2 separate regions of the Homo sapiens genome follow, and region 1 is linked to region 2. The links are chromatin loops, found by intact Hi-C in ENCODE. Cell type or tissue: K562. All regions are shown on one strand. Each heading gives the region's core, and the rest is flanking DNA. Links, peaks and the distances in the headings are about the cores only. Region 1 holds the start of ZNF138 (zinc finger protein 138). Region 2 holds the start of ZNF107 (zinc finger protein 107).

Evidence for each region. A loop is a pair of places that touch in the nucleus more often than their neighbours do. Peaks named below come from ENCODE experiments on the same cell type or tissue, not always from the same donor. Only the 100,000 strongest peaks of a DNase experiment are listed, where the experiment ranks them.
Region 1: it touches region 2 in a loop (4-fold over the local background); 28 of 110 quality-filtered maps call a loop at or near these places.

The regions. Positions count from the first base shown.
Region 1 is chr7:64,779,922-64,795,531 of GRCh38, forward strand. It overlaps ZNF138 (zinc finger protein 138), which reads left to right and starts at 14,507. Exons shown (of 4, transcript NM_001271639.2): 1 at 14,507-14,650. The coding sequence starts at 14,648. RefSeq lists enhancers at 14,233-14,282, 14,523-14,762, 14,547-15,107. In K562, for the core only: no CTCF peak of the experiment used is centred there; no DNase peak of the experiment used is centred there.
Region 2 is chr7:64,657,927-64,673,536 of GRCh38, forward strand. It overlaps ZNF107 (zinc finger protein 107), which reads left to right and starts at 8,207. Exons shown (of 4, transcript NM_001282359.2): 1 at 8,207-8,359. The coding sequence starts at 8,357. RefSeq lists enhancers at 7,945-8,094, 8,245-8,394, 8,415-8,534. In K562, for the core only: no CTCF peak of the experiment used is centred there; DNase peaks (open chromatin) are centred at 8,115 and 8,595; H3K4me3 peaks cover 1,220 bases.

The DNA.
Region 1 (15,610 bases), core at 4,050-12,049, 120 kb after region 2:
TCTACCTGGTGGTCTGTTGTACTGTGGTAGGGCTAGAAGTCAAACTATGAGATGCAGTTCTTCCCACTATTTCCTCCTTGCTCCACAGGCAGAGGGGCCTCACCCCATTGCCACCACCACCACAGGCCCATGGGGAGTCCTGCCAGGCTACCACCAATGTTCCCTTAAGGCTTAAGGACTCTTACATTAGCTTGTGGTGAATGATGCTTGGCCTGATACTCTCCTTTATGGTCCCTTATGTCCTAGGACGGGTCCTGAAATGGTATCCAAGAACCAAGCCCTGGGGTCAGGGACCCAAAAAGCCCACTTGGTGCTCTTCCTCTCTTTGGCCATGCTGGTACCTAAGGTGCAAGACAAAGTCCTATAGAGTTTTCCCTCTACATTTTTCATTCTCTTCCTGTAGCCAGCAAAGCTGAAAATGTGCTGAGTCTCACCTGATTCTGGCAAGCCCTAGAGTCTGAATTAAAGCTCACAGCATAGTACTTGGGTATTACTGCAGGTCACTCAGGGCCCAAGGGCTCTTCGGTTATCTGTTGATGGGTTCTGACAGTAGGGGGGCTTTGCATTCAAAGCAACAGATTTCCTTCTGGCCCAGGGTGTACCTAGAAATGTCAGTTAGGAGCTAGTGGCTGAAAAAGAGGCTTTCCAACTCTGACAAATGGCCTATCTTGCTGTGGCTGAGCTGGTATACAAAATTCAAAAGTCCTGTTTACTCTTCCCTCTCTCTTTTTTAAAATTTTTATTTAAAAATTAAGATAGCATCTCACTTTGTCACCCAGGCTAGAGTACAATGGCAAAATCTTGGCTCACTGCAGCCTCAACCTCCTGGCCTGAAGTGATCCTCCCACCTCCACCTCAGCTCCAACGTGGCTGAGACTCCAGGTGTGAACCACCACATCTGGCTAACTTTTCATATTTTTTCATAGAGATGGGGTTTCACCATGTTGCCCAGGCTGATCTTGAACTCCTGACCACAAGTGATCCACCTGCCTCAGCCTCCCAAAGTGCTTGGATTACAGGCATGACTAGGGCACCACAGTAAGAATTACTGTAGACAAGATGGACTGAATAATGCAAAAATTGTGGGTAAAATTTAAAGGAGAAACATTGTATTTCCATAGCCTTAAAGGATATTCCTCTAGATTTTTTAGGAACAAAGTACTGAAGCACACACCTTGAAAGAGTCTCATAAAGCTGCCAAATGAGACAAGCTTGACATAAAATAATACATATTGTATGATGTCAGACAAAATTAACCAATGGTAATAAAACATTAGCAAAGAAATAGCCTCTGGTTGAGAGTAAAATTGTCTGGAAAAAAGCATAAGGCAATTATCTGAGAATAATAAAATATTCTATCATTCTATTCTAAATTCTATAGATAGAATAGGAAAATATCTTATTCATTCTTTTTTTTTTTTTTTTTTTTTTGAGATGGTGTCTTGCTCTGTTGTCCAGGCTGGAGTGAATCTTGCTCTGTTGCCTGGGCTGGAGTGCAGTGGTGCGATCTCAGCTCACTGTAACCTTCACCTCGCAGGTTCAAGTGATTCTCCTGCCTCAGCCTCCTGAGTAGCTGGGACTACATGCATGTGCCACCACGCCCAGCTAATTTTTTGTATTTTTAGTAGAGATAGGATTTCACCATGTTAGCCAGGATGGTCTCGATCTCCTGACCTTGTGATCTGCCTGCCTCAGCCTTCCAAAGTGCTGGGATTATAGGCATAAGCCACCACACCTGGCCCCTATTCATACTTAAAAGGTATAAAGGTTATATGGGTGTATTGTCAAAAAATTTCAGTTAGGAATTGTGCCTTTCAATGTGTGTATATTTGACCTCCAAAAAAAAAACCAAAAACAAAAAAACTGAAGAAAATAATGGAGGATGGACAATGGGTTGGCCAGGAATGATTGGGGCAGAGAAGTGGAGGTGAAACAAGAATGGCCGGTGATTGGCAGTTGTTGACGCTTCATGACAGGTCTATTGCACTATTTGTTTGTTTGTTTGTTTTGCATAAGTTTAAATTTTTCTGTGATAAAACACTTGGTTAAAAACACAAAATTGATCTACAGTGTTAACTCTTAGGATTACGGTTATTGTTGCAGAAAAGAAAGTGATTACTGGGGCATATATGAGGCTTGTTTTGTTTTGTTTTGTTGTATTTTATTTGAGGCAGGGTCACACTCTGTCAGCCAGGCCACACTGCAAGGGTGTGATCTTGGCTCACTGCAATCTCCACCCACCTGGCTCAAGTAATCTTCCCAGTTTAGCCTTCTAAGAAGCTGAGACTACAGGCATGCACCACCATGCCCAGTTATTTTTTGGTATTTTTTTAGTAGAGACAGTGTCTCGTCATGTTGGCAAGGCTGTTTTATACTCCTGATCTGCCTGCCTCAACCTCCCAAAGTGCTGGGATTACAGGCATGAGCAAACACTTACAGAAATGGCAAAATTTTACTAAACGTAATTTAAAATTACAATGGAGTGTTCCCCTGAAAAAGTGCGTTTGAAAATGAAGTCTCCCTAGTAAGACTCATCTAGGGTTCACTACTGATGTGCAGAAGCTTCTAAAAAGATTTCAATATTTGGCTGGGTGTGGTGGCTCACCCTGTAATCCCAGCACATTGGGAGGCCAAGGCGGGTGGATCACCTGGGGTCAGGTGTTCAAGACCAGTCTGGCCAACATGGTGAAACCCTGTCTCTACTAAAAATGCAAAAATTAGCTGGGCATGGTGGCAGTCGCCTGTAATCCCAGCTACTCAGGAGGCTGAGGCAGAATTGCTTGACCCTGGGAGGCAGAGGTTGCAGTGAGCTGAGATCGTGCCATTGCACTCCAGTCTGGGTGACAGAGTGAGACTCTATCTCAAAAAAAAAAAAAAGATTTCAATATTTTTACTATTTGTTAAAAAAATAATCTTTATAAAGGCAGATTAAAAGTCTAAGTCTTACAAAAGATTAAATCTACCATTTTCTTTAGTTGCTCTCCCTCCTTGAAGGTAAATAGAAAGCTATCCCAGATAAAGTGTTTGTAAAAGTAGACCCTCAGGTAAAGGCTTCTTTTTCAGATTTATCCATGCTGAGTCCAGGCTTAGAGAATTCTTTCTTCTTTTTATTTTTGAATGGGCTTCAACTTCAACTCTTAATTATACCTAGGAAACAGTAGTTAAGCTTGAAAGACCACCTTTGAACTAAATTAGAACTTTCTGATATTTAACTATTTTGAAAGTATTTTGTAAAAGAAATTTATATCTGTAAATGAAATCTCCATTTGCAAGGTGTTTGTGTTACATTAAAAACATTGACTATTATTTTAAATTTACACAAGTCATACCTTTGTTTAAGGTGCTTTTCTGGCCATCTTTTACATATATATATATATATATATATATATTTTTTTTTTTTTTTTTTTAGGCGGAGTCTTGCTCTGTCACCCAGGCTGGAGTGCAATGGCATGTCTTGGCTCACTGCAACCTCTGCTTCCTGGGTTCAAGCAAGTCTCCCTGCCTCAGCCTCCTGACTAGCTGGGATTACAGGTGCCTGCCACTATGCCCAGCTAATTTTTTTGTATATTTAGTAGAGATAAGGTTTTGCCATATTGGCCAGGCTGGTCTTGAACTCCTGACCTCAGGTGATCCGCCCGCCTCGGCCTCCCAAAATGTTGGGATTATAGGCGTGAGCCAACGTGCCCGGCCCATCTTATTTTAACTAAATTTTACTTACAGCATATTTTCCTGAGTTGAAGATATGAGAAAATGTTTTAGCCTAAAGTGTTAGCTCTGTCCTTTGGAAATATAAACTTTACTGTATCACCCGAGTTGTCCCTTTAGAAATGCAGCGAGATAGATGGCAACACAATAATAGTGAAGGACCTTCAATACTCCATTGACAGCACTGGACAGTTCATCAAGACAGAAATTCAACAAAGAAACAGTGTACTTAAGCTATACCCTAGAACAAATGGATATAACAAATATTTACAGAACATTCTACCCAACAACTACAGTATATACATTCCTTTTATTCAGCACATGGAATATTCTCCAAGATAGACCATATGATATGCCACAAAACAAGTTTCAATAAATTTTAAAAAATTAATATTATATCAAGTACACTCAGACCACAGTGAAATAGAATTGGAAATCAACTCCAAAAGGAACCCTCAAAACAATACACATATCCCTCTCCCTCTCCCTCTTCCTCTCCCTCTCCCTCTCCCCACGGTCTCCCTCAGATGCCGAGCCGAAGCTGGACTGTACTGCTGCCATCTCGGCTCACTGCAATCTCCCTGCCTGCTTCTCCTGCCTCAGCCTGCCGAGTGCCTGCGATTGCAGGCGCATGCCGCCACGCCTGACTGGTTTTCATATTTTTTTGGTGGAGACGGGGTTTTGCTGTGTTGGCCGGGCTGGTCTCCAGCTCCTAACCGCGAGTGATCCGCCAGCCTGGGCCTCCCGAGGTGCCGGGATTGCAGACGGAGTCTCGTTCACCCAGTGCTCAATGGTGCCCAGGCTGGAGTGCAGTGGCGTGATCTCGGCTCCCTATAACCTCCACCTCCCAGCCGCCTGCCTTGGCCTCCCAAAGTGCCGAGATCGCAGCCTCTGCCCGGCTGCCACCCCGTCTGGGAAGTGAGGAGCGTCTCTGCCTGGCCGCCCATCGTCTGGGATGTGAGGAGCCCCTCTGCCTGGCTGCCCAGTCTGGAAAGTGAGGAGCGTCTCTGCCCGGCCGCCATCCCATCTAGGAAGTGAGGAGCGCCTCTTCCCGGCTGCCATCCCATCTAGGAAGTGAGGAGCGTCTCTGCCCGGCCGCCCATCATCTGAGATGTGGGGAGCACCTCTGCCCCGCCGCCCCGTCTGGGATGTGAGGAGCGCCTCTGCCCGGCCGCAACCCCGTCTGGGAGGTGAGGAGCGTCTCTGCCCGGCCGCCCCGTCTGAGAAGTGAGGAGACCCTCTGCCTGGCAACCGCCCCGTCTGAGAAGTGAGGAGCCCCTCCACCCGGCAGCCACCCCATCTGGGAAGTGAGAAGCGTCTCCGACCGGCAGCCACCCCGTCCGGGAGGGCCAGCCGCCCCGTCCGGGAGGGAGGTGGGGGTTCAGCCCCCTGCCCGGCCAGCCGCCCCGTCTGGGAGGGAGGTGGGGGTTCAGCCCCCTGCCCGGCCAGCCGCCCCGTCTGGGAGGGAGGTGGGGGGGTCAGCCTCCCGTCTGGGAGGTGAGGGGTGCCTCTGCCTGGCCACCCCTACTGGGAAGTGAGGAGCCCCTCTGCCCGGCCACCACCCCGTCTGGGAGGTGTGCCCAACAGCTCATTGAGAACGGGCCATGATGACCGTGGCGGTTTTGTGGAGTAGAAAGGGGGGAAATGTGGGGAAGGGATTGAGAAATTGGATGGTTGCCGTGTCTGTGTAGAAAGAAGTAGACTTGGGAGACTTTTCATTTTGTTCTGTACTAAGAAAAATTCTTCTGCCTTGGGATCCTGTTGATCTGTGACCTTACCCCCAACCCTGTGCTCTCTGAAACATGTGCTGTGTCCACTCAGGGTTAAATGAATTAAGGGCGGTGCAAGATGTGCTTTGTTAAACAGATGCTTGAAGGCAGCTAAGAGTCATCACCACTCCCTAATCTCAAGTACCCAGGGACACAAACACTGCGGAAGGCCACAGGGTCCTCTGCCTAGGAAAACCAGAGACCTTTGTTCACTTGTTTATCTGCTGACCTTCCCTCCACTATTGTCCTATGACCCTGCCAAATCCCCCTCTGCGAGAAACACCCAAGAATGATCAATAAAAAAAAAAAAAAAAAGAAGGTATGTATGGTATGATCCCACTTTATGAAACGACTAAAACCTCTTGTATTTGTCTACGTATATATGCAGTGTCTGTATGTGATTATAAGAGCACAGAGAAAAAAAACAAAACAAAAACAAAACAAAACAAAACAAAATACACATACCAGAAAATTAAATAATCTTTTCCTGAATGATCTTTGGGTCAACAATGAAATGAAGATGAAAATTAAAAAAATTTTTTGAACTTAATGATAATAGTGACACAAATTATTAACACCTCTAGGATACAGCAAAAGCAGTGCTAAGAGAAAAGTTCATAGCATTAAATGCCTGCATCAAAAAGTCTGAAAGAGCTCAAATAAAACATCTGAGCTCATACCTCAAGGAACTAGAAAACCAAGGAGAAAGCAAACCCAAACTTAGCAGGAGAAAATATGTTACAAGTATCAGCACACAACTAAATAAAAGTGAAACAAAAATTACAAAAGATAAATGAGAGAATTGCTGGTTATTTGAAAAGATAAAATTGATAGACCACTAGTGAGATTAACCAATATAGGCGGAGAGAAGATCCAAATAAGCTCAATTAGAAACAAAACAGGATATATTACAAACAATGCCGCAAAAATACAGAAGATTATTCAAGACTACTATGAACACCTTTACATACAAAACTAGAAAACCTAGAGGAGATGGATAAATTTCTGGAAATACACAATTCTCTGAGATTAGACCAGGTAGAAATATAAACTCTGAACAGACCAATAACGAGTAGCAAGATTGAAACAGTAGTAAAAAATTGCTGACGGCTGGGCACAGTGGCTCACGCCTGTAATCCCAGCACTTTGGGAGGCCAAGGTGAGCGGATCACTTGAGGTCAGGAGTTCAAGACCAGCCTGACCAATATGATGAAAACCCGTCTCTACTAAAAATACAAAAATTAGCTGGGCGTGCTGGCACGTGCCTGTAATCCCAACTACTTGGAAGGCTGAGGCAGGAGAATTGCTTGAACCATGGAGGTGGAGGTTGCAGTAAGCCAAGATAGCTCCATTGCACTCCAGCCTGGGTGAAGAAGTGAGACTCTGTCTCAAAAAAAAAAAAAAAAAAAAAAAAATTGTTGACAACAAAGAATTCAGGACCAGATGGATTCACAGCTGAATTCTATCAGACATTTAAAGGAAAATTGGTATCAATTCTACCAAAACTATTCCAAAAAATAGAGAAAGAGGGAATCCTGCCTAAATGATTCTATGAAGCCAATATCACCCTAATACAAAAACTAGGAAAGGATATAACAAAAAAGCCCTACACATCAATATTCTTGATTAACATAGATGCAAAAATTGTTAACAAAATACTAGATAACCAAATACAATAGCATATCAGAAAAATACACAATTACCAAGTGTGTTTTACCACGAGGGATTCAGGAATGGTTTAAAAATGTGATACACCACATAAACAGAATTAAAAACAAAAATCATATGATCATCTCAATAGATGCAGGAAAGGTATTTGACAAAATCCAGCATCCCCTTATAATTAAAACCCTCAGCAAAATTGGCATAGAGTAGACAGAACTTAAGATAATAAAAGCAATTTATGACAGACCCACAGCCAATATTATACTGAATGGGGAAAAGTTGAAACCACATCTCCTAAGAACTGGAAAAACACAAGAATGCCCACTTTCACCATTTCTACTCAACATGGTACTGGAAGTCCTAGCCAGAGCAATAGACAAGAGAAAGAAATAAAGTGCATTCAGATTGGTAAAGAGGAAGTCAAACTGTCAGTGTTCAGTGATAAGATTGTATATCTAGAAAAGCCTGAAGACTAGTTCAAAATCCTCCTAGATATGATAAATGAATTCAGCAAGGTTTTAGAATACAAAATCAATATACAAATTAGCAGCACTGTTATACAACAATAGTGACCAAGCTGGGAATAAAATCAAGAACTCAACCCCTTTAACAACAGCTGCAAATAAATAAATAAATAGAAATAGACCTAACCAAGAAAGTGAAAGATATCTGCAAAGAAAACTACAAAAGACTGCTGAAAGAAATTATAGAAACACATGTTATGCTCATGGATTGGTAGACTCAATATTGTCAATGTGACCATAATGCCAAAAGCAATCTACAAATTCAAGGCAATTTCCATCAGAATAACATCATCATTCTTCACAGATCTAGAAAAAAAAAACCCTAAAATTATATGGAACCAAAAAGAGCATGCATAGCAAAAGCAAGACTAAGCAAAAAGAACAAATCTGGAAGCATCACATTATCTGACTCCAAACTACACTACAAGACTATAGTTACCAAAGCAACATGGTACTGGTATAAAAATAGGCATGTAGACCAATGGAACAGAATAGCAAAACCAGATATAAAGCCAAATACTTTCAGCTAACTGATCTTCAACAAAGTAAACAAAAACACAAAGTGGGGAAAGAACACTCTATTAAATGAATGGTGCGGAAATAATTGGAAAGCCACATGTAGTAGAATAAAACTGAATTTTTTTCTCTCACTTTATAAAAAAATTAACTCAAGGCCAGGCACGATGGTTCATGCTTGTAATCCCAGCGCTTTGGGAGACTGAGGCAGGCAGATCAATTGAGGTCAGGAGTTTGAGACCAGCCTGGCCAACATGGTGAAACCCCGTTTTCTACTAGAAAACACAAAATTTAGTTGGGCATGGTGCCACATGTCTGTAATCTTAACTATTCAGAAGGCTGAGGCATGAGAATTGTTTGAACCCTGGAGGCAGAGATTGCAGTGAACAGAGATCCTGCCACTGCACTTCAGCCTGGGTGACAGAGCAAGACTGTCTAAAAAAAAATGATTCAAGGTGGAGTGCAGTGGCTCACACCTGTAATCCCAGCACTTTGGGAAGCCAAGGCAGGCAGATAACCTGAGACCAGCAGTTCCAGACCAGCCTGGCTAACATGGCAAAACACTGTCTCTACTAAAAATGCAAAAATTGGCCGGGGTGGCTCACGCCTGTAATCCCAGCACTTTGGGAAGCTGAGGCGGGCAGATCACGAGGTGTGGAGTTCAAGATCAGCCTGACCAACATGGAGACTAAAAATACAAAAATTAGCTGGGTGTGGTGGTGTGTGCCTGTAATCCCAGCTACTCGGCAGGCTGAGGCAAGAGAATTGCTTGAACCCAGGAGATGGAGGTTGCAGTGAGCCGAGATCGTGCCACTGCACTCCAGCCTGGGCAACAGAGTGAGACTTCGTCTCAAAAAAATACAAAAATACAAAAACTAGCCTGGGCGTTGTGGCCGGCACCTATAATTCCAGCTACTTGGGAGGCTGAGGCAGGAGAATCGCTTGAGCCCCAGGGGCGAAGATTGCTGTGAGCCCAAATCACACCACTACACTCCAGCCTGGGCAACAGAGCGAGACTGCATCTCAAAAAAATAAGAAAATACAAAAATACAAAAATTAGCCCGGGTGTGGTGGCCAGTGCCTGTAATTCCAGCTAAGGAAGGAGACCACTACTACTCCTGCTGCCCTCCTCCCACACCTTGCCTAGTTCACAAGACAGGAGGAGAGAAAAAGCAAAAAGTTGGAAAAAAAACAAAAGTAAGATAAATAGCCAGACAACCTTGGCACCACCACCCGGCCCTAGGAGTTAAAAAAAGTAACAATAATGACATCAACCCCTGACCTAAACTACTTGTGTTATCTGTAAATTCCAGACACTATATGAAAAAAGCATTGTAAAGCTTTTTGTTCTGTTAGCTGATGCATGTAGCCCCCAGTCACGTTTCCCATGCTTGCTTGATGTATCACGACCCTTTCACGTGGACCCCTTAAAGTTGCAAGCCTTTAAAAAGGCCAAGAATTTCTCTTTCGGGGAGCTCGGCTTTTAAGACGTGAGTCTGCCGACGCTCCCGGCCAGATAAAAAACTCTTCCGTCTTTAATCCAGTGTCTGAGGAGTTTTGTCTGCGGCTCATCCTGCTACATAGCTACTCGGGAGGTTGAGGCAGGGGAATCGCTTGAACCAGGGGGGCAAAGATTGCAGTGAGCTGAGATTGTTCCACTTCACTCCAGCCTGGGCAAAAGAGCGAGACTCTGCCTCAGACAAACAAACAAACAAAAAAAGATTTAAAAAATCAACACAAGATGGATCAAAGACTTAAGTCTAAGTCCTGAAATTATAAAAATTTTAGCAGATAATATAGAAAAAACTCCTCTACACATTGGCTTAGTCAAAAAGTTTGTGACCAAGTACCCAAAACCAAATGCGACAAAAAAAGATAAATAAATGTGACTTAATTACACGGAAAAGTTTCTGCACAGCAAAAGAGATAATTCAAGCAGTAAACAGATAACCCACAGAGTGAGAAGAAAGGTTCACAAACCATGCTTCCAACAAAGGACTTATATTCAGAATCTGCAAGAAACTCAGGCCGGGTGTGGTGGCTCAGGCCTGTAATCCCAGCACTTTGGGAGGCCAAGGCGGGCGGATCACCTGAGGTCAGGAGTTCAAGACCAGCCTGTTCAACATGGTGAAACCCTGTCTCTACTAAAAATACAAAAGTTAGCTGGGTGTAGTGGCAGGTGCCTCTAATCCCAGCTACTCAGTAGGCTGAAGCAGGAGAATCACTTGAACCCGGGAGGCGGAGGTTGCAGTGACCCAAGATCGCGCCATTGCACTCCAGCCTGGGCGACGAAGCAAGACTCTGTCTCAAAACAAACAAACAAAAAAACAAAATAATGGCACTCAGAGCAACCTGGATAAAGTTGGAGATCATTATTCTAAGTAAAGTAACCCAGAAATGGAAAACCAAGCATGGCATGTTGTCACTTTTTAGTGAGAGCTAAACTATGAGGATATAAAGGCATAAGAATTATGTCACATAATGGACTCTAGAAACTTGGGGGAAAGGGCGGTGTGGGGTTGAGGGATAAAAGACTACACATTGGGTACAGCGTATACTGCTCTGTAGATGGGTGCACCAAAATCTCACACACCACTGCTAAAGAACTTATTCATGTAACCAAACACCACCTGTACCCCCAAAACTATTGAAATAGTAATGATAAAAACAAGAAACACAGAAAACTCCATAAGTTTAAGTTTATATGCTTTGGCATTTTATTTTTTTTAGAAAGGGTCTCCCTCTGTCACCCAGAATGAAGTACAGTGGCTTGATCACGGCTCACTGCAGCCTCGACCTTTTGGGCTCAGGCAATTCGCCTTCCTCAGCCTCCTAAATAGCTGGTACTACAAGTGCGGGCCACCATACCCAGCTAATGTTTGTATTATTTGTAAACATAGGGTTTTGCCATGTTGCCCAGGCTGGACTTGTATTCCTAGGCTTAAACAGTCTTTGTTTCTTGGCTTTTTAAAGTGCTGGGATTAGGTTGGGCACAGTGGCTCGTGCTTGTAATCCCAGCATTTTGGGAGGATGAGACGGTTGGATCACTTGAGGTCAGGCATTTGAAACCAGCCTGGCCAACATGGTGAAACCCCGTCTCTACTAATTATCTAATTCTCTAGAGAATTTTGCAGCCAACTTTATATATGAACAAACTTATGCCTTGATAGGTACAAGATGAAGGGTCAATGTGGGTGAGAAATTCTAATGGGACATTTGTTGCCTCATAATATCAGAAACACAGAATATAGGTCCACTGCTCTTAACCTACTTCAGAAGTTAAAAAGAACTCATTCACAATAAGTTTCAGAGCATTGCCTGGCCATTACTCTTCTAAATAAGCATCATTTGTTAGGTCTTTTTTTTTTTTTTTTTTTCATGGTTCAGGGTAAAAAAATCAGGCATTGGTTAGACATTTATCCTTCATAATAGTCTCTATAGCAGATTCTACTGCAAAGGCTATGGTTACACAATAGACTTTTTTTACTAAAGTTGTGCTAAATAATGGAATTTCTTGAGATTACTTATTGCATAAACAGAAAAGTATCTGTGTAGTTGCTAATATGCATAGTTGCACATGGAGAAATATATTATAGAGATTATACAGAAATATATTACACGTATTACAGAGATTCAGTTACGGGGGTTTAAGAAACAGGCTGCTTGGTTGAAATGAGGAGACCATTTATTTAGCTGATAACTTGGTCTATCTCTCAAAATTGAGAAGATAACCAAAAAGGAGAAATTGTTAAATTATAGCCTGAAGCTCTCTGTTTTCATGTTTAATTTTGGTCAGTAGGTTTTTTGTTTGTTTGTTTTTCTTTTTTTTTTTTTTTTGGTACATACTAAACTGAAACCTAACTGGATATGTAAGTAGATTATAACCCATTCCTGTACCAGCCACTGTGATTTTGCCAATAAAAGGACATCAACTCTTCAAACCATGTTCAAATAAGGCAAATCCCAAGCTGTAATCAATTTGGCTGTTTCTGTACCTCAATTTCATTTTCTGTATGCCACTTTGCTTTTTCTGTTGATCAATTTTTTTACCATGTTGCTGTGCTGGAGTCTCTCTGAGCCTATTCTGGGCCCACAGGCTGCCTGATTTGCAAATCATTCTTTGTTCATTTAGACTCTGTTACATTCAATTTCTCTGAAGGTTTTGTTTTTTTTTTTAGATGTTTACAGATTTTATCTATGATAAAAAATAAGTAATGTGTTGCTGGGCTTTGATTTTCTCAACTCATCCCTCATCTATCTTTTTCCACATATGCTATGTCCTTTTGAAATGCTCCTGCAACTTTTTTCTTTTCTGTTTCTTTTCTTTTCTTTTTTTTTTTTTGGAGAAAGGATCACACTCTCACCACCCAGGCTGAAGTGCAGTGTCGTAACCAATCATGGCTCACTGCAGCCTCGACCTTCCAGGCTCAAGTAATCCTCTTGCCTCTGCCACCTGAGTAGCTGGGACTACAGGATTGCCTCATGCTGGCTAATTTTTATTTTTATTTATTTTTATTTTTTATTTTTTTTGAGACGGAGTCTCGCTCTGTCACCCAGGCTGGAGTGCAGTGGTGGGATCTTGGCTCACTGCAAGCCCCATCTCGTGGGTTCATGCCATTCTCCTGCCTCAGCCTCCCGAGCAGCTGGGACTGTATTTTTAGTAGAGACGGGGTTTCACCGTGTTAGCCAGGATGGTCTCGATCTCCTGACCTCGTGATCTGCCCTCCTCGGCCTCCCAAAGTGCTGGGATTACAGGCATGAGCCACCGCGCCCGGCCATGACTGGCTAATTAAAAAAAAAAAAATTTTCATGCACATAGGATCTTAACTATGTTATTCAGGCTGCACTTGAACTCCTGAGCGCAAGTGATTCTCCCATCTCAGCTTGCCAAAGTGCTAGGATTATAGATGTGAGCTACCGTGTGCTTCTTCAATTTCTTAAGATTATTTCTAGCAATAATAATAAACAGTGCTATATGGGCACAAATCTAAAAGAAATCTGGCTTCTATTTTAGAAGTGTCACTCTCCAGGATTTCAAGGGTCAAATGGAGTTAATTCTGAGTCCCAGCCCAGCCACTTAATAGCTGTGGGTCTTTGCACAAATTTTTTTTTTTTTGATGTGGAAGAGTTATATAAACCACATATGCAAAAAAAGGCAGAATGATACTGATTGCAAAAATGTTAGCAATTTTTCATCCCTCCGCTATCCATGCCCATTGCCAGGTGCATTTACAGCTGTTTCCATTGAGATCCAGTTCTGTTTTCCAAACCCTAGATCTGGCTGGCCTTATTTGCTCAGGGCAGTAAAAACCTGTGAACAGTGCAGTGTGCTAGTTTGAGGCGTAGGCTCAAATGGTTTTGCATGCTTCTGTTTTTCTTTCAGAAGGCTACTATCTCCGCGAAAAAAGCCCATGTTAGCCAGATGGAAGATAAAATAGTATGGGGAGGAGAAGCAAGTTGCCTCTGTTGACAGCCTCAGAAGCAGAAGCTCACCCCCAGAAGCACAGCTGCCTAGTCAACAAGCAGCTGATGATACATGTCTGAAGGAACTCAGCTGAGGTCACAAGAATGGTCTCACTGAGCCCAGCCTAAATGACTAACCATCTCAATTAGAGTGAATTCCACCTGTTTATTCTTAAAGTTTGACTACTAGAAAATTTGGAATTCACATGTGCTCTGTAATCCCAGCACTTTGGGAGGCCGAGGCAGGTGGATCACCTGAGGTCAGGAGTTCGAGATCAGCCTGACCAACATGGCAAAATTCTGTCTCTATTAAATATACAAAAAGTAGCCGGGCGTGGAGGCGGGTGCCTGTAATCCCAATTACTCAGGAGGCTAAGGCAGGAGAATCACTTGAGCCCGAGATGCGGAGTTTGGGGTGAGCCGAAATCGTGCCACTGTGCTTGAGCCTGGGTGAGAGTGAGACTCTGTCTCAAAAAAAAAAAAGAAAAAAATCTCAGGCTGCCTGCTCAAAGGACCAGAAGCCAGTACGGTTATAAAATCTGGAATTTAAAAATAATTGTTATATTCAGATGTGAATAGCTATATGTTATTTATAAATGCATACGACCTTATACACAAGGTTAAATGCAAATGCCCTCTGGGGTGGGCCTGACTCAGCTCAGGGAGGAAGCCCTTCTGGAAAAGGCTGCTGCTTAGGTTTAACTCTGTCTTCCTTCAGCCCAGCACCTGAGCACATCTGTCACTCAGGGCCTGAGGGGGCGGGTTGTTAAACGTTATCCAATCAGGGACGCCGGGCTGGGAACGGTCCAATCAGGCACCCAGCTGGAGCGGACATGACGTCTTCCGGGAGGCGGCGGGGTCTTTGTCTCGCTGCAGCGGGTGCTGCAGGTCTGGCCTTCACTTTTCTGCGTCCTCTTACTCCTAGAGGCCCAGCCTCTGTGGCGCTGTGATCTGGTTATTGGGAGATTCACAGCTAAGACGCCAGGATCCCCCGGAAGCCTAGAAATGGTGAGAGTGCTGGGTCCGACATCCCGAGAGAGGGGGAGGGAGCTGGTTGGAACCGGTCGGAAGTGGCTGTGGCAGTACTCGGGTCTTCCCGCAGTCGGCTGCAAAATCCGCGGCCCCGAGTTCTTGGCACAGCTCGGCCCTCAGTCCCCTTAAGCCATAGCATGGCAGCTGGGCTGACAGCCGGAACCAGGCGTCCTGTCTCCTCCCTGCGCAGTGACTGTGCCCTGGCCTGGAGCCCTCTCTGAGCAGCTCTGCACCCGCAGCGATTGTGCAGAGACGACGGGAGGGTCGTCAGGGGAGAATCCTGACTCGGGGTGCTGGGTTCATGAATGGGAAGAGGTTTCCTCCGCGGGCTTCCCTGTCCCTCTTTTCCCCTATTAAAATTTATGAAAGTCACCGCAAAAAAATTAATTTAATCAAACAGTGATTCAAGAATTGTGGAGCACCCAGCTGTGGTTTGCAGTAGTGGTCCGTGGGAGGGGTTTGAAGGAAACACTTGTATAAGGTGTATGATAAAACCAAATTCAGTAATTGGTTAGTAGAGTTATGTAGTTTCTTAATTTGTACAATGAAGGAGGAAATTTCCTGGTCATGTAATCAGAGGTTAATTGGCAGTTTACAGTTGGTTAAACATGAATTTTATTTTTCACAAGGTAGTAATTTACAAAAAAATGCATTTGAGTTAGATTTTTTTAAAACCAGAAACCCTGGGACTGGAGCGACCTCAGTCTAATTGCCTGCCACTTAATTATTTTCACACTCCACAGGGGACAGATCTTCCCCTTCATTTTTCACATGTGTCCCAAGCAGGGTCTCAAGACTCCTCCCCCTCCCCATTTCCCATTCCTTCAGCCTAACTCTGGCTTGCAGTAAAATACTAAATTTCCAGTTCCTTCTGACATTCCCAAATGCCAACTTCCCCTTCCTAATTCACATTATCAACTATTTGTCCTTTAGTGT
Region 2 (15,610 bases), core at 3,472-11,471:
GAGAATTGCTTGAACCTGGGAGGTGGTGCTTGCGTAAGCTGAGATTGCACCACTGCACTTTAGCCTGGGCAACAGAGCAAGACTCCGTCTCAAAAAAAAAAAAGAGCTGAAGTTACTCTTTTGCTCAGCCCTGCCCTCAAAAGGCATTGTGACATATTGCTGAACCTAGCACCAAGGTGATGTGAGTCTCCCTGTAAACCCTGCCCACAGGTGGCATTGCGGCATGTCTTCTAGCCCATCAACTATTTGATGTCATTCTCCTCTCTTACCTTGGCTTTGCTCATAAAAGAGATTGTGACATATTTTTAGGCTGAGAACCTAGGTGATGTGACTCTCTTCTCTTACCTGGGCCATGCCCACAAAATAAAGTGGCTTATCACCAGTACACAGGTGACGTGATTCTTCTGCCTGGTCCCTGCCCACAGAGGTAATTTTGACTTATCTTTGGGCCCATCTTATAGATGATTTGACTTTCTTCTTACTGGGATCTATCTATGGTTAGAATTGTGACATATCATTTGGACCAGCACCTGTGTTATGTAACTTTTTTTCCCTGAGCTCTACTAACAAAGGTCATTGTGACATATCTCTGGGCCCCTCACCTAGGTGATGTGAATCTCCTGCTTCATTCTTTCCCTCAGAAAGTATCGTGACATATTTCTTGACCCAGTATCTAGGTGATGTAATTCCCTTCTACTGCTTGGGCTCTGCCCAAGTAGGGATTGTGATGTATGCCTGGGCCCAGAACCTAGGTGACATGACTCTCCTCTCCTTCCTGGGTCCAGTATACTTTGTGTATTTTGACATATGGCTGGGACCAACATCTAAGTGATGTGACTCTTGCCTTGGCCCTGTCCACGGGTGTATTATGACATATCTCTTTATTCATTACCTAGGTGATGTCACTTTCTTCTGCTGCCTGGGCCATGTCAAAAGGGAGGATTGGGACATATTACTTGACCCAGGAGCTAAGTGATATAACTCTCCTATTTGCCTGGGCTTTGCATATGTTAGGTATTGTGACAAATCACTGGGCCCTACATTTATAGAATTGGAGGCTTCTGCCTTGGCCCTTTCCACAGAGGGACTGTTTACATCTCCCTGCATCCATCACCTAGAAGATGTGACTTTTGTTCTTCCTGCATCCTGCCCACAAAGAAGATTGTGACATATTGCTGGGTCCACCATTAAGGTAATCTGCCTCTCCTGAGAGGGTGTTGCTCATACTGAGCATCGTAAGATATTACTGGGCCCAGAACCCATGTGATGTGACTATGCATTCTGTGCCTTGCTTTCAGGAGGGGATTGTCAAATAAGATCCCTCCCTGAGCACCCAGGTAATGTGACTCTCCTGCTAATGTGACTCTCCTGCCTGGTCCCTGTCCTCAGGGAAGACTGTAACATATCACTTGCCCAGCACCCAGGTGATGTGACTCTCATGCTTGCTCTCTACTGGATTATGACATATATCTTGGTCCAGCTCACAGGAGAGCTGACGATCCTCTTCCTACAAGCCAGCCAATGTAAGAGATACTGTCATAGCTAGGCTTAGTGAATTAGGTAAGAGCCTGGGTCTCCTCTTTGTATGACAGCTATGGAGAAAGCATTGTGACATATTGCTGGGCCCAGAACAAAGGTGATTTGAGTCTCTTACCTAGACCCTGATTACAGGGACATTGTGACATATCTCTGGGTCCATCAACTATTTGATGTGACTCTCCTCTGTTCCCTGGCCTTTGCCTATAGAAGACATTGTGACATATCTCTGGGCCCTGCACCAGGTGATTTGGCTTGCCTTTTCTACCTGGGCCATACCCACAGATAAAGGGTGACTTATCACAGAGCCCAGCACACAGGTGATGTGGTTCTTCTGTCTGGTCCCTGCCCACAAGGGTTATTGATACATATCAATACATATACATATGTGTGGCCTCAACATGTAGATGATGTGACTATTTTCTTTTCTTTTTCTTTCTTTTTTTTTTTTTTTGAGATGGAGTTTCGCTCTTGTTGCCCAGGCTGGAGTGCAATGGTGTGATCTTGGCTCACTGCAACCTCCACCTCCCGGGTTCAAGTGATTCTTCTGCCTCAGCCTCCTGAATAGCTGGGATTACAGACGTGTGCCACTATACCCGGCTAATTTTGTATTTTTAGTAGAGATGGGGTTTCACCATGTTGGCCAGGATGGTCTTGATCTTTTGACCACGTGATCCACCTACCTCAGCCTCCCAAAGTACTGGGAATACAGGCGTAAGCCACCGCACCCAGCCTAATTTATATTTTATGTAGATCATTTTATCTCTTCTATAATGATAATGGAATGCACAGCTTTTTAATAATAGAAGCTTTAAGAACTCAGGAATGAACAACTGGCTGTTGGCTGTCTAGGTTCTTCATGGGTCCACACTGAACATTAAATTTATGTCCTCTTAAGTACGAAGTTTGTGTCTCCAAATTAGGTGCATAGGACAAATAAATGAGGGGTTCTTATAGGTGATTTGACTTGGACCGCAGAGTTTATTCAAATGGCATACTAAAAAATTTTAGCGCAGCTTCAGCAGACTTAAACATCCCTGCCTGACGGCTTTGAAGGGTGCAGAGGACCTCCCAGCTCAGCGTTTGAGCTCTGCTAAGGGTCAGACTGCCTCCTTATGTGGGTCCCTGACCCCCATGTATCCTGACTGGGAGACACCTCCCAGTAGGGGCTGACAGACACCTCATACAGGAGAGCTCTGGCTGGCATCTGGCAGTTGCCCCTCTGGGTGCTTCCAGAGGAAAGAACAGGCAGCAATCTTTGCTGTTCTGTAGCCTCCTCTAGTGATACACAGGCAAACAGGGTCTGGAGTGGACCCTCCAGCAAACTCCAGCAGACCTGCAGCAGAGGGGCCTGACTGTTAGAAGGAAAACTAACAAACAGAAAGGACTAGCACGTCCACACAGAGACCCCATCCGAAGGTCACCAACATCAAAGACCAAAGGTAGATAAATCCACAAAGATGGGGAGAAACTAGCGTAAAAAGACTGAAAATTCCAAAAACTGTAACGCCTCTTCTCCTCCAAAGGATCACAACTCCTCGCCAGCAAGGGAACAAAACTGGACAGAGAATGAGTTTGATGAATTGACAGAAGTAGGCTTCAAAAAGTGGGTAATAACAAACTCCTTTGAGCTAAAGGAGCATGTTCTAACCCAATGGAAGGAAGCTAAGAACCTTGAAAAAAGGTTAGCCAATTTGCTAACTAGAATAACCAGTTTAGAGAACATAAATGACCTGATGGAGCTGAAAAACACAGCACAAGAACTTCATGAAGCTTACGCAAGTATCAATAGCCGAATCAATCAATCAGAAGAAAGGATATCAGAGATTGAAGATCAACTTACTGAAATAGAGCAAGTAGACAAGATTAGAGAAAAAAGAATAAAAAAAGGAATGAACAAAGCCTCTAAGAAATATGGGACTATGTGAAAACACCAAATCTACATTTGACTGGTGTACCTGAAAGCAACGGGAAGAATGGAACCAAGTCGGAAAACAGTTTTCAGGAGATTATCCAGAACTTCCTCAACCTAGCAAAATAGGCCAATATTCAAATTCAGGAAATACGGAAAACACCACAAAGATACTCCTCGAGAAGAGCAACCCGAAGACGCATAATCGTTAGATTCACCAAGGTTGAAATGAAGGAAAAAATGTTAAGGGCAGCCAGAGAGAAAGGTCGGGTTACACACACAGGGAAGCCCATCAGACTAACAGTGGATCTCTCTGCAGAAACCCTACAAGCCAAAAGAGAATGGGGGTCAATATTCAACATTCTTAAAGAAAAGAATTTTCAACCCAGAATTTCATATCCAGCCAAACTAAGCTTCATAAGTGAAAGAGAAAGAAAATCCTTTACAGACAAACAAAGGCTAAGAGATTTTGTCACCACCAGGCCTGCCTTACAAGAGCTCCTGAAGGAAGCACTAAATATGGAAAGGAACAACAGGCACCAGCCACTGCAAAAACATACCAAATTGTAAAGACCATCGACACTATGAAGAAACTGCATCAACTAATGGGCAAAATAACCAGCTAGCATCATAATGACAGAATCAAATTCACATATAACAATATTAACCTTAAATGTGAATGGGCTAAATGCGCCAATTAAAAGACACAGACTGGCAAATTGGATAAAGAGTCAAGACCCATCAGTGTGCTGTATTCAGGAGGCCCATCTCACGTGCAAAGACACACGTAGGCTCAAAATAAAGGGATGGAGGAATATTTACCAAGCAAATGGAAAGCAAAAAAAAGCAGGAGTTGCAATCCTAATCTCTGATAAAACAGACTTGAAACCACCAAAGATCAAAAGAGACAAAGAAGGCCATTACGTAATGGTAAAGGGATCGATGCATCAAGAAGAGCTAACTATCCCAAATATAAATGCACCCAATACAGGAGCACCCAGATTCATAAAGCAAGTTCTTAGAGACCTACAAAGAGATTTAGACTCCCACACAATAATAGTGGGAGACTTTAACACCCTGCTGTCAATATTAGACAGGTCAACGAGACAGAAAATTAACAAGGATATTCAGGCCTTGAACTCAGCTCTGGACCAAGTGGACCTAAAAGACATCTACAGAACTCTCCACCCTAAATCAACAGAATATACATTCTTCTCAGCACCTCATTGCACTTATTCTAAAATTGACCACATTATTGGAAGTAAAGCACTCCTCAGCAAATACAAAAGAATGGAAATCACAACAAACAGTCTCTCAGACCACAGTGCAATCAAATTAGAACTCAGGATTAAGAAACTCACTCAAAAGCGCTCAACTACATGGAAACTGAACAACCTGCTCCTAAATGACTACTGGGTAAATAACGAAATGAAGGCAGAAATAAAGATGTTCTTTGAAACCAATGAGAACAAAGACACGATGTACCAGAATCTCTGGAACACATTTAAAGCAGTGTGTAGAGGGAAATTTATAGCACTAAATGCCCACAAGAGAAAGCAGGAAAGATGTAAAATCAACACCCTAACCTCAAAATTAAAAGTACTAGAGAAGCAAGAGCAAACAAATTCAAAAGCTAGCAGAAGACAAGAAATAATTAAGATCAGAGCAGAACTGAAGGAAATAGAGACACAAAAAACCCTTCAAAAAATCAATGAATCCAGGAACTGGTGTTTTTGAAAAGATCAACAAAATCGATAGGCTGCTAGCCAGACTAATGAAGAAGAAAAGAGAGAAGAATCAAATAGTTGAAATAAAAAATGATAAAGGGGATATCACGACTGATCCCACAGAAATGCAAGGTGCTGGAACTACAGGCATGAGCCACCGTGCCTGGCCAAATTCTCACAATCTTTACCTAATTCAAACAATATAATTCTAACGTTATCAGAAATCTGTGCTCAACTCATCTGGGCCTTTTCCATCTTTTCATGAACCTCCTTGAATACACAGTACTCTAGGATTTTTCATGCTTTTAAAGTTTTTAGAAACTACATCAGAATTAAGCCATTAACTGTGGAAATGACTTTCATGGTTATAAAGAAACAAATTAAAAGAAATTGATTATATCTGTTGCCTACAATAATTTATCATAATAACCATAATTATGAATAAGAGCGTATACTCAGATACATTAGAGTTTTAGAAATTTCATACAATTTTGACATAAATATTAATAACATATTTATTAAAATATAAGTCGAAGGAGGTCAAATATATATATATAGTTTTAAGACAGAATCTCGCTCTGTCACCCAGGCTAGAGAGTAATGTCACAATCTCAGCTCACTGGAACCTCTGCCTCCTGGATTCAAGCGATTCTCCTGCCTCAGCCTCCTGAGTTGCTGGGATTACAGGCACCCACCACCACGTCTGGCTTAATTTTTGTATTTTTAGTAGAGACAGGGTTTTGCCATGTTGGCAAGGCTGGTCTTGAATTCCTGACCTCAGGTGATCCATCTGCCTCAGCCTCCCAAAGTCCTGGGATTACAGGCATAAGCTACCACGCCTGGCAAACATTATTTTTATTTTGATAATGCTTCCATGTAAGTTAACTTTTTTTTTTTTCAGTCGAAGTTTTGCTCTTGTTGCCCAGGTGGGAGTGCAATGGAGCGATCTTGGCTCACTGCAACCTCTGCCTCCCAGGTTCAAGCCATTCTCCATTCTCCAGCCTCAGCCTCCTGAGTAGCTCAGATTACAGGCGCTCACCACCATGCCCAGTTAATTTTTGTATTTTTAGTAGAGACAGGGTTTCATCATGTTGGCCAGGATGGTCTCCATCTCTTGACCTGGTGATCTGCCCGCCTCCCCCTGCCTGTTTATCACTCTTTTGCATGCTGCATTGACACTCTATAGCATCCAAAAGTTTGGGGTGTAAAAAAAAGACACTTTTAAAGCAAAATTTGATGTTGGGAAGCCTGTCAAATATGTCATAGGGTTAAAACACTTCACTAAAATAGGACCACAGATCACCATAAAATAATAGTCATTTATTTATCCAAAGTGATAATTAAAAGATTTTAAAAACAAAATCATTTACTGTTTGATACAGGAGATTCAGTTTTCCAGTCAAAAAACCTGAGAAAGACTGCATGAGAAAAATTCTCTTTTTTACTTTCTTTATTTTAAAATTTATTCAAAAGGTGGACAAAAATATTGTACTATGTCATATTGATATGTAAAATTTTTGTTCAAAAGAAAATCAACTTTTACTTTTGTATTACTGTATTATTAATACTAAAGCTAACTTTAATAAAACCTTATAAATAAATCCATCAAATGTGTCATTTTTGGCTACTGTAGATTTTCATAAATATTTTATAGTCTATTATAATAAATTTTTCAACTTTTTATATTATATTTTTGGTTTTTTCTTTTTTCAATTTGAAACAATCATTAAGTAATTTCAAACTAGATAAAATGTTTCTAACTTTCTTCCTTAAAAGCATATTTTACTTTTGTTTATACATTCTCTATGCAGAATTGTTTTTCATACATCTAGTAGTTTTAATTATATACATATTAATTACATTAATTCTTAACAACCTTAGGTTATTTTATTCCTGCTGTCCTCTGCTCTTTTTATGGCCACGGTCTGTTCCACCTCAGAACTGAAGAGAGATGTTGGTAGGGAGAGGCTCTTCCCTCACCTCTGGCAGAAAAGGAATGTTCAGGCCCTTCAAACCCCTGTTGTCAAAGCTGCACTTTAATGTGACAGCTATTGGCCATGTATGGCTACTGGGTGTCCGGAATGTGGCTGGTCAGAACTGCGATGTGCTAGAAAGGTAAAATACAGAGTTAAAGATTTAGTTCCAAAAATATACACACTTTATTAATAATTACATATTGCTCAGATATTAATATAATATTTTTGATATAGTGGGTTAATTAAATGGTTAGAATGAATTCCACCTGTTTCTTCTTCCTTCCTTTTTTTTTTTTTTTTTTTTTGAGACGGAGTCTCACTCCGTCGTCCAGGCTGGAGTGCAGTGGCACTATCTCGGTTCACTGCAAGCTCTGCCTCCTGGGTTCACACCATTCTCCTGCCTCAGCCTCCCGAGTAGCTGGGACTACAGGCCCCCGCCACCGCGCCGGGCTAATTTTTTGTATTTTTAGTAGAGACGGGGTTTCACCGTGTTAGCCAGGATGGTCTCGATCTCCTGACCTCGTGATCCGCCCACCACGGCCTCCCAAAGTGCTGGGATTACAGGCGTGAGCCACCGCGCCTGGCCTTCTTCTTCCTTCTTGAAGTTTGACTGCTAGAAAATTTAGAATACACATGTGGCTCACGTTTTATTTCAGAGGATTGCCTCCTTTTTAAACTCTCAATCGGCCTGCTCAAAGGACCAGAATTCAGAAAGGGCATAAAATCTGGAATTTTAAAATAATTGTTATATTATTTTCATGTGTGAATAGCCACATAATATATTATTTATAAATGCATATGACTTTATATACAGGTTAAATGCAAATGCCTTCTGGGGTGGACCTGGCTCAACTCAGGGAGGAGCCCTGCCTGAAAAGGCTGCAGCTTAGGTTTCACTTTATCTTCTTCCAGCCCAGCATCTGAGCACAGCTTCTGTCACTCAGGGCCTGAGGGAGCAGGGCAGCAAACGTTATCCAATCAGGACTGCTGGGCTGGGAACCGTCCAATCAGGCACGCAGCTGGAGCGGACAGGACGGCTTCCGGGATTTGGCGGGGCCTTTGTCTCTGGCTGCAGCCGGAGCTCCTGCTCTCCTCCTCACTGCTCAGTGTCCTCTGCTCCTAGAGGCCCAGCCTCTGTGTCCCTGTGACCTGCAGATATTGGGAGATCCACAGCTAAGACGCCGGGACTCCCTGGAAACCTAGAAATGGTGAGAGTGCTGGGTCCGACATCCCGAGAGAGGGGGAGGGGCTGGTTGGAACCGATCGGAAGTGGCTGTGGCTGGACTCGGGCCTCCAAAGTCCGCGGCCCCAAGTTCTCCTTGGCGCAGCTCGGCCCTCAGTCCCCCGCGGCCCCGAGTTCTCCTTGGCGCAGCTCGGTCCTCAGTCCCCTTCAGCCGTAAGATGGCGGCTGGGCTGACAGCCGGGACCCTGGGCGTCCTGTCTCCTCCCTGCTCAGTGACTGTGCCCTGGCCTGGAGCCCTCTCCGGGCGGCTTTGCACCCGCAGCGCGGCATCTCTCCCCGATTGTGCAGGGATGCCGGGAGGGTCATCAGGGGAGAATCCTGACTCGGGATGCGGGGTTCATGAATGGGAAAAGCTTTAGTCTGTGGGGTTCCTAGTCCATCTTTTTTCTCTTAAAAATCTATGGAAGTCACCACAAAAATGTTAAAGAATTTAATCAAAGAGTAATTGAAGAATTATAGAGCACCCAGCTGTGGTTTGTAGTTTATTTTCCATGGGAGGGGCTTGAAGAAAAGACTTTTAGAAGGTGCATGATAAAGGAAAGCAAACTCAATAATTGGTTAGGTAGAGTTACGTAGTTTCTTAGTTTTAGATGAAGGTGGAAATTTTCTGGTCACGTAATCAGAGCTTAATTGGCAGTTCATGGTTGATTAAGTCTAAATTTTGTTTTCCCCAATGTAGTAATTTACAAAAAAAAAGCATTTGAGTTAGATTTTTTAAAAAGTAAAAACCCTGGGACTAGAGCCACCTCAGTCTAATTGCCTGCCATTTAGTTATTTTCACACTCCACAGGGGACAGATTTTCCCCTGCAACTTTCACGTGTCTCAAGCAGGGTCTCAAGACTACTCCCTATTCCCCATTCTTTTAGCCTAACTGACTTTCAGTAAAATGCTAAATTTCCAGTTTCCTTTGACATTCCCAAATCCCAGCTTCCCCTCCCTAATTCACATTATCAACTATTTGTCCTTTAGTGTACATTTTAGATACTGTATTTTAATTAATCATTGTTGACAAATTATTGGGTGGCACTTTAAACAAATTGTTTGCTGTTTGAAAATATTTCCAATGAGAAGAAAACAAAAAATAATCCCCTGACACTGTATTGTAAAAAAAAGTCTGTGCCTATTTTCCTTTTATCTTCCCTAGGCGCAGAGATCTTATCAGAATGTTTTTGGGTCAAGGTTTCCCTTTGGAAACTTTACAGGGTGATGTGTCCTCAGCCACCTTTCGGTTTTCTCCTGGTCCTGGGTTTCAGTACTGTCTGGGGATAAATCAAGATATCAACTGTGGCTGTGTATGCTAGAATCTCTAGTAAATTTCAGCTCCTGGCCTGGAATGGAACTCTGGGTATCTGGGAATGGGAGACAGAGGACAATCTGAGGTTGGAGTGTAGCCTCTCAAGGGAGCAGGTGGATGCCCTGGGGCTGAGAGGAATCTCCTGGTATACCCTTCCTTTGGAAAGCTAACCCTTTGAGGCATTAAGATTGTGTTCACTCAACCCGACTTCCATTTCTCAGAGGTACATTGCTGGTCAGCCAATCAGATGCTGGTATTGAGAGGAAAACTCAGAAATAATTTCTGCCCCCTGGATTCTCTAAGATTTGTGAAAGAAAAAATAGTATTCCAGAAGACAAAAAAAAAAAAAAATCAAACTTGACCCCAGTGAGATGGTACAAGAACTTGCAAAATGAAATGCACTTGGAGTAGTCACTGAGGCATAGGGCAGTGTCTACAGAGAGGGTGGTCATTGGGCACTTAAATGAGCAGGATGGGGTAGGAGAATCTAGTGTTTGGGTGGCCTGACTTGACACATGAGTCAGACACATCTGTTTTCTTTTTTTTTATTATTATTATACTTTAAGTTTTAGGGTACATGTGCATAACGTGCAGGTTTGTTACATATGTACACATGTGCCCTGTTGGTGTGCTGCACCCAGTAACTCGTCATTTAGCATTAGGTATATCTCCTAATGCTATCCCTCCCCCCTCCCCCCACCCCACAGCAGGCCCCAGTGTGTGATGTTCCCCTTCCTGTGTCCATGTGTTCTCATTGTTCAATTCCCACCTATAAGTGAGAACATGCGGTGTTTGGTTTTTTGTCCTTGCTGAGAACGATGGTTTCCAGCTTTATCCATGTCCCTGCAAAGGCCATGAACTCATCAGACACATCTGTTTTCTAATCAGCCCCGCCACTCCCTGGGTTTGTCACCTTGAAAAGATTTGTTCACTTATTTTGATTTCAGTTTTATAACTGTAACTTGCATTTTATTAGTATGATTTAAAAGTTAAGAAAATATTTACAGAGCATAAAAGAGGTGAGTTTCAGAGAAAAATAATATCTAATCATATATTCCATTTATTAAGAATTCTCATTTACCTTTTTCTTTCCCAGACTTAGTTTAGGAATTTACTCAGGTGTGTTTTTTATGGCTGGGTGATGTCCAACGGTATTCCAAGGCTTAGTTTTTAGAGTGCTAGCAGGGAAACAAAAAGGAAAAAAACCTCTCTTCCATTTTGACTGTAGAAAATGAATACATTTTTACAAGAAAATGTGGTAGATAATTGATGAGTTACATAGATTTATGAAAGCATCAGTTCCTCTTTTTGCAGGGTACTTTTGTTACAGTAAATACCTCTGTTCTATATCCTATCATCTTGATTTGTGAGGATAACGCTAATTTTTTTTTTTTTTTTTTTTTTTTTTTTTTTTTTTTGAGATGGAGTCTCGCTCTGTTGCTCAGGCTGAAGGGCAGTGGTGCGATCTCGGCTCACTGAAACCTCCGCCTTCCGGGCTCAAGCAATTCTCCTGCCTCAACCTCGCAAGTAGCTGGGATTACAGGCATGCACCACCATGCCCAGGTAATTTTTGTAGTTTTATTAGACACGGGGTTTCACCATGTTGGGCAGGCTGGCCTTGAACTCCTGACCTCAAGTGATCTGCCTGCCTTGGTCTCCCAAGGGATTACAGGCATGAGCCACTGCACCCAGCTGGTTAATGCTAAATTTTATGAGATGAAAGTTGGTACCTCCTAGAAGTATGACTTCTTGATTACTAATCCCATATGACTAATTGATTACTACCTAATTTTTAATGAAAATAATAGAATAATACATTTATCGTCTGAAAGAAATAAATACTTTGCATTTCTTACTGAGGTATGAAATGTAAGCACCTTAAAATTTCCTTCCCTTGGTTGGGTGCAGTGGCTCACGCCTGTAATCCCAGCACTTTGGGAGGCTGAGGCAGGCGGATCACCTGAGGTCAAGAGTTCAAGACCAGCCTGGCCAACATGGTGAAGCCCCGTCTCTACTGAAAAATTAGCCAGGTGTGGGTGACAGGCACCTGTAGTCTTAGCTACTCGGTAGGCTGAGGCAGGAGAATCACTTGAATCTGGGAGGCAGAGGTTGCAGTGAGCCAAGAGTGTACCACTGCACTCCAGGCTGGGCAACAGAGCGAGACTCTGTCTCAAAAAAAAAGAAAAAATAATTTCCTTCCCATATATAAATACTGTGCATAATTTTGCTGAATTTTTAAAGCAGTTTCAAAACCCAAGTGAATAACCTTGACATGGAAATTAAAGCTTATGCCCAGTGATTCCAAGCTAAGGCTAATATTGAGCCTGCAAAGGGAAGGGAGGTTATTAAAGGCCCAGTTAGTTCTTTCTTGGAAGCCTCCCCTGCTCACCCCAGCCATGGAAGAAGCCTTTATTCTGAGAGAAGCTACAGAGCCCTGGACGTCGGGGGACCCACAGGCAGATGCAGTTAACGTTAAGATGGAAGGGGAATGAGAGAGTCTTACTAAAGATGAAGTTGTTATCGTTTTGAGGCAGTATTTTACTTTTTGTAAAAACAGAATAAGGTTTCTGTAAAAAAAATTCTGAATTTTAAAGGAGTATTGCAACAGAAGGAAATACCAACTAAAAGATCTTTAAGAATTGCAAAGTTTAGGCAGACAAAGACTTTTTTTTTTAGGGAGGAGCAAAGAAGGTTAGAAAGAAGGTCACAGGGGAATGGCAAATGGAGGGTGAAAAAAATCAAATACTAGATTAGAACACTTTTATCCTGAAGTCATCAAGTCTTTAGGAGGGACAAAAAATGGGGTTGTATGTTGGCTCAGACTGAGGGTACCTCAAAGTTCAGGAGCCTGTGGAAAGGAGATAAACTTAAGTGAAGTTTGATTAAGAAGAACTTTCTTTTGACCACTGAAGAAAAATTCAGCTAATTTTTTAATATGAAAAAGAAAATATGCAGAGTGAGTGTTTGGTTATTAAACAGTTAAGAAAAAGAGTACCATCTAAGTCATAATGGGAAGGGTGTTTCTTTTCATAAACTGTTCCTGGAGAACACAAAGGATGGGGACTTTTATTAATCGCAGCTATTTACCAGGATTATCTATGTGCTTCATCTTTCCCCATCTCTTTTCTTTGTCCTATACATTTTTTCCATTTGAATTTTCCTGGGTTGTATCTTGTATAGTAAACTGGTCGACATAACCACAGTGTTTTGCAGAGTTCTGTGAGTAGCTTTATCAAATTATTGAACTTGAGGGAGTTATGGGAATTCTAAATTTTCAAACAGTAGTTTAGAAGCACTGATAGGCCCGTATGGTTTTTGACTGGCATCTGCAGTGAGGACAGTGTTGTGGGACTGAGCCCTGAATCAGGGTCTGCTGACTCTGGGGTCAGAATTCAAATGTTAAACAATGTGTTAGTTTTGGAGAATTGCTTGGTGTTAAGCAAACTTTACAGATTTGGTGCCAAAAGAAAGATATCACAGAGGCCTGGCCTGGAGTGGAACTCTGGGTGTCTGGGAATGCGACGCTCTACCCTCCTGTACACAGACTGTCACACTGCCCATTGTCCTGTGATTCCAGGTCTCCTTCCATGGTGAGAGAGGACTGAAAACTTAGAGGAAAGGAGGTCTGATTATAGACCCCCTTTTCTCGCAGCTGCCATCCCAGAATTTCCACCCACTCACAAACATACCCATTATACATTGATGTGTCCACACCCCTCCCAGGACTAGGCACCGCCCTTAGGAATTTCACTACAGCATTTTTTTATTCTAGTGTTTTTTGCCAAAAACCCACCAAAGTGTCTACAAGTCTCCTGACATATTCCTATTCCCAGACACTGAATCTGCAGCAGCAGCCTGCTCTCTCCACCAACCAAGGATTCTGGACCACCTGTTCATAATCTCATCTGCCTGCATGGACGCAAATAAATCAGAGGACAGCCCCATCTGGGCCACTATCTGTAGCACAGACCATTCCTCCCACCTACATGGCATTCTCCCCCACCCATGGATTTTTTTCCTTTTAACTTTTATTTCTGTTTTGGAGTACACATGCAGTTTGTTATATAGGTAAAATTGTGTCAGGGTGGTTTCGTGTGCAGATTATTTTATCGCTGAGATACTAAGCATAGCACCAAACAAGTATTTTTTTGATCCTTTTTGTTCTTTTTTTTTTTTTTTTTTTTGAGGCAGAGTCTCGCTCTGTTGCCCAGGCTGGAGTGCAGCGGCGCGATCTCTGCTCACTGCAAGCTCTGCCTCCCGGGTTCAGGCCATTCTCCTGCCTCAGCCTCCCGAGTAGCTGGGACTACAGGTGCCCGCCACCAAGCCCAGCTAAATTTTTTTTTGTATTTTTTAGTAGAGATGGGGTTTCACCGTGTTAACCAGGATGGTCTCGATCTCCTGACCTTGTGATCCACCCGCCTCGGCCTCCCAAAGTGCTGGGATTACAGGAGTGAGCCACCGCGCCCGGCTGGCGACCCTTTTTGTTCTTTCACCTTCCACCCTCAGCTAGGCCTCTGTTGTTCCCCTCTTTGTGTCCATGTGTTCTTATTATTTAGCTCTTATACATGAGAAAATATATTTGGTTTTCTATTCTGCATTAGTTTTCTATGGCTAATGGTCTCCAGCTTTATCCATGTTGCTGCAAAGGACGTGCTCTTGTTCTTTTTTATGGCCACATGGTATTCCATGATGTTTATGTATCATATTTTGTTTGTATTAAATATTTTGTTTTATTTTATTTTTATTATAATTATTTTTGGAGACAGGGTCTCATCTTGTCACACAGGCTGAAGTGCAGTGGTGTGATCTTGGCTCACTGCAGCCTCAACCTCCCTGGCTCAAGCAATCCTCCTACCTAAGCCCTCCAAGTAGCTGGAACTACAGATGTGTATCATTATGCCCGGCTAATTTTTCTTTTTGTATTTTTTGTAAAGACGTGGTTCTTCCACATTGCTCAGTCTGGTTTTGAACTTTTGAGTTCCGCAAATCTGCATGCCTCAGCTTACGAAAGTGCTGTGGTTACAGGTGTGAGCCACCGTGCCCTACCATACCATATTTTCTTTATCCAGTCTACCGTCGATAGGTATTTGGTTGATTCCGTATCTTTGCTATGTGAATAGTGCTGCAGTGAACATGCATGTGCATGTGTCTCTGTGATAGAATAATTTATATTTCTTTGGGTATAAACCCAATTATGAGGTGTCTGGGTCAAATGGTAATTCTGTTTCTAGTTCTGTGAGGAATCACCACACTGCTTTTCACAATGGTTGAACTAATTTACATTCCCACAGGCAGTGTACAAGCATTCCCTTTTCCCTTCAACCTTGCCAGCATCTGTTATTAACAACAGCCATTCTGACTGGTATGAGATGGTATCTCATTGTAGTTTTTCTCTGCATTTTTCTAATGATTAGTGATGAGCATTTATTTATTTATTTATTTATTTGAGATGGAGTCACACTCTGTTGCCCAGGCTGGAGTGCAGTGGCACGATCTTGGCTCACTGCAACCTCTCCCGCCTGAGTTCAAGCGATTCTTCTGCCTCAGCCTCCCGAGTAGCTGGGATTACAGGTGCCTGCCACCGTGCCTGGCTAATTTTTGTATTTTTAGTAGAGATGGGGTTTCACCATCTTGGTCAGGCTGGTCTCAAACTCCTGACCTCGTGATCCACCCGCCTTGGCCTCCCAAAGTGCTGGGATTATAGGCATGAGCCACCGCACCTGACAGAGCATTTTTAAAATTTACTTTTTAGCCACATGTATGTCTTCTTTTGAAAAGCATCTGTTCATGTTTTTTGCCTACTTTTTAATAAGGTTGTTTGTGTTTTTCTTACAAATTTGTTTGTTTCTTATGGATGCTGGATATTAGACCTTTGTGAGAAGCATAGTTTGCAAATATTTTATTTTATTCTGTAGTTTGTC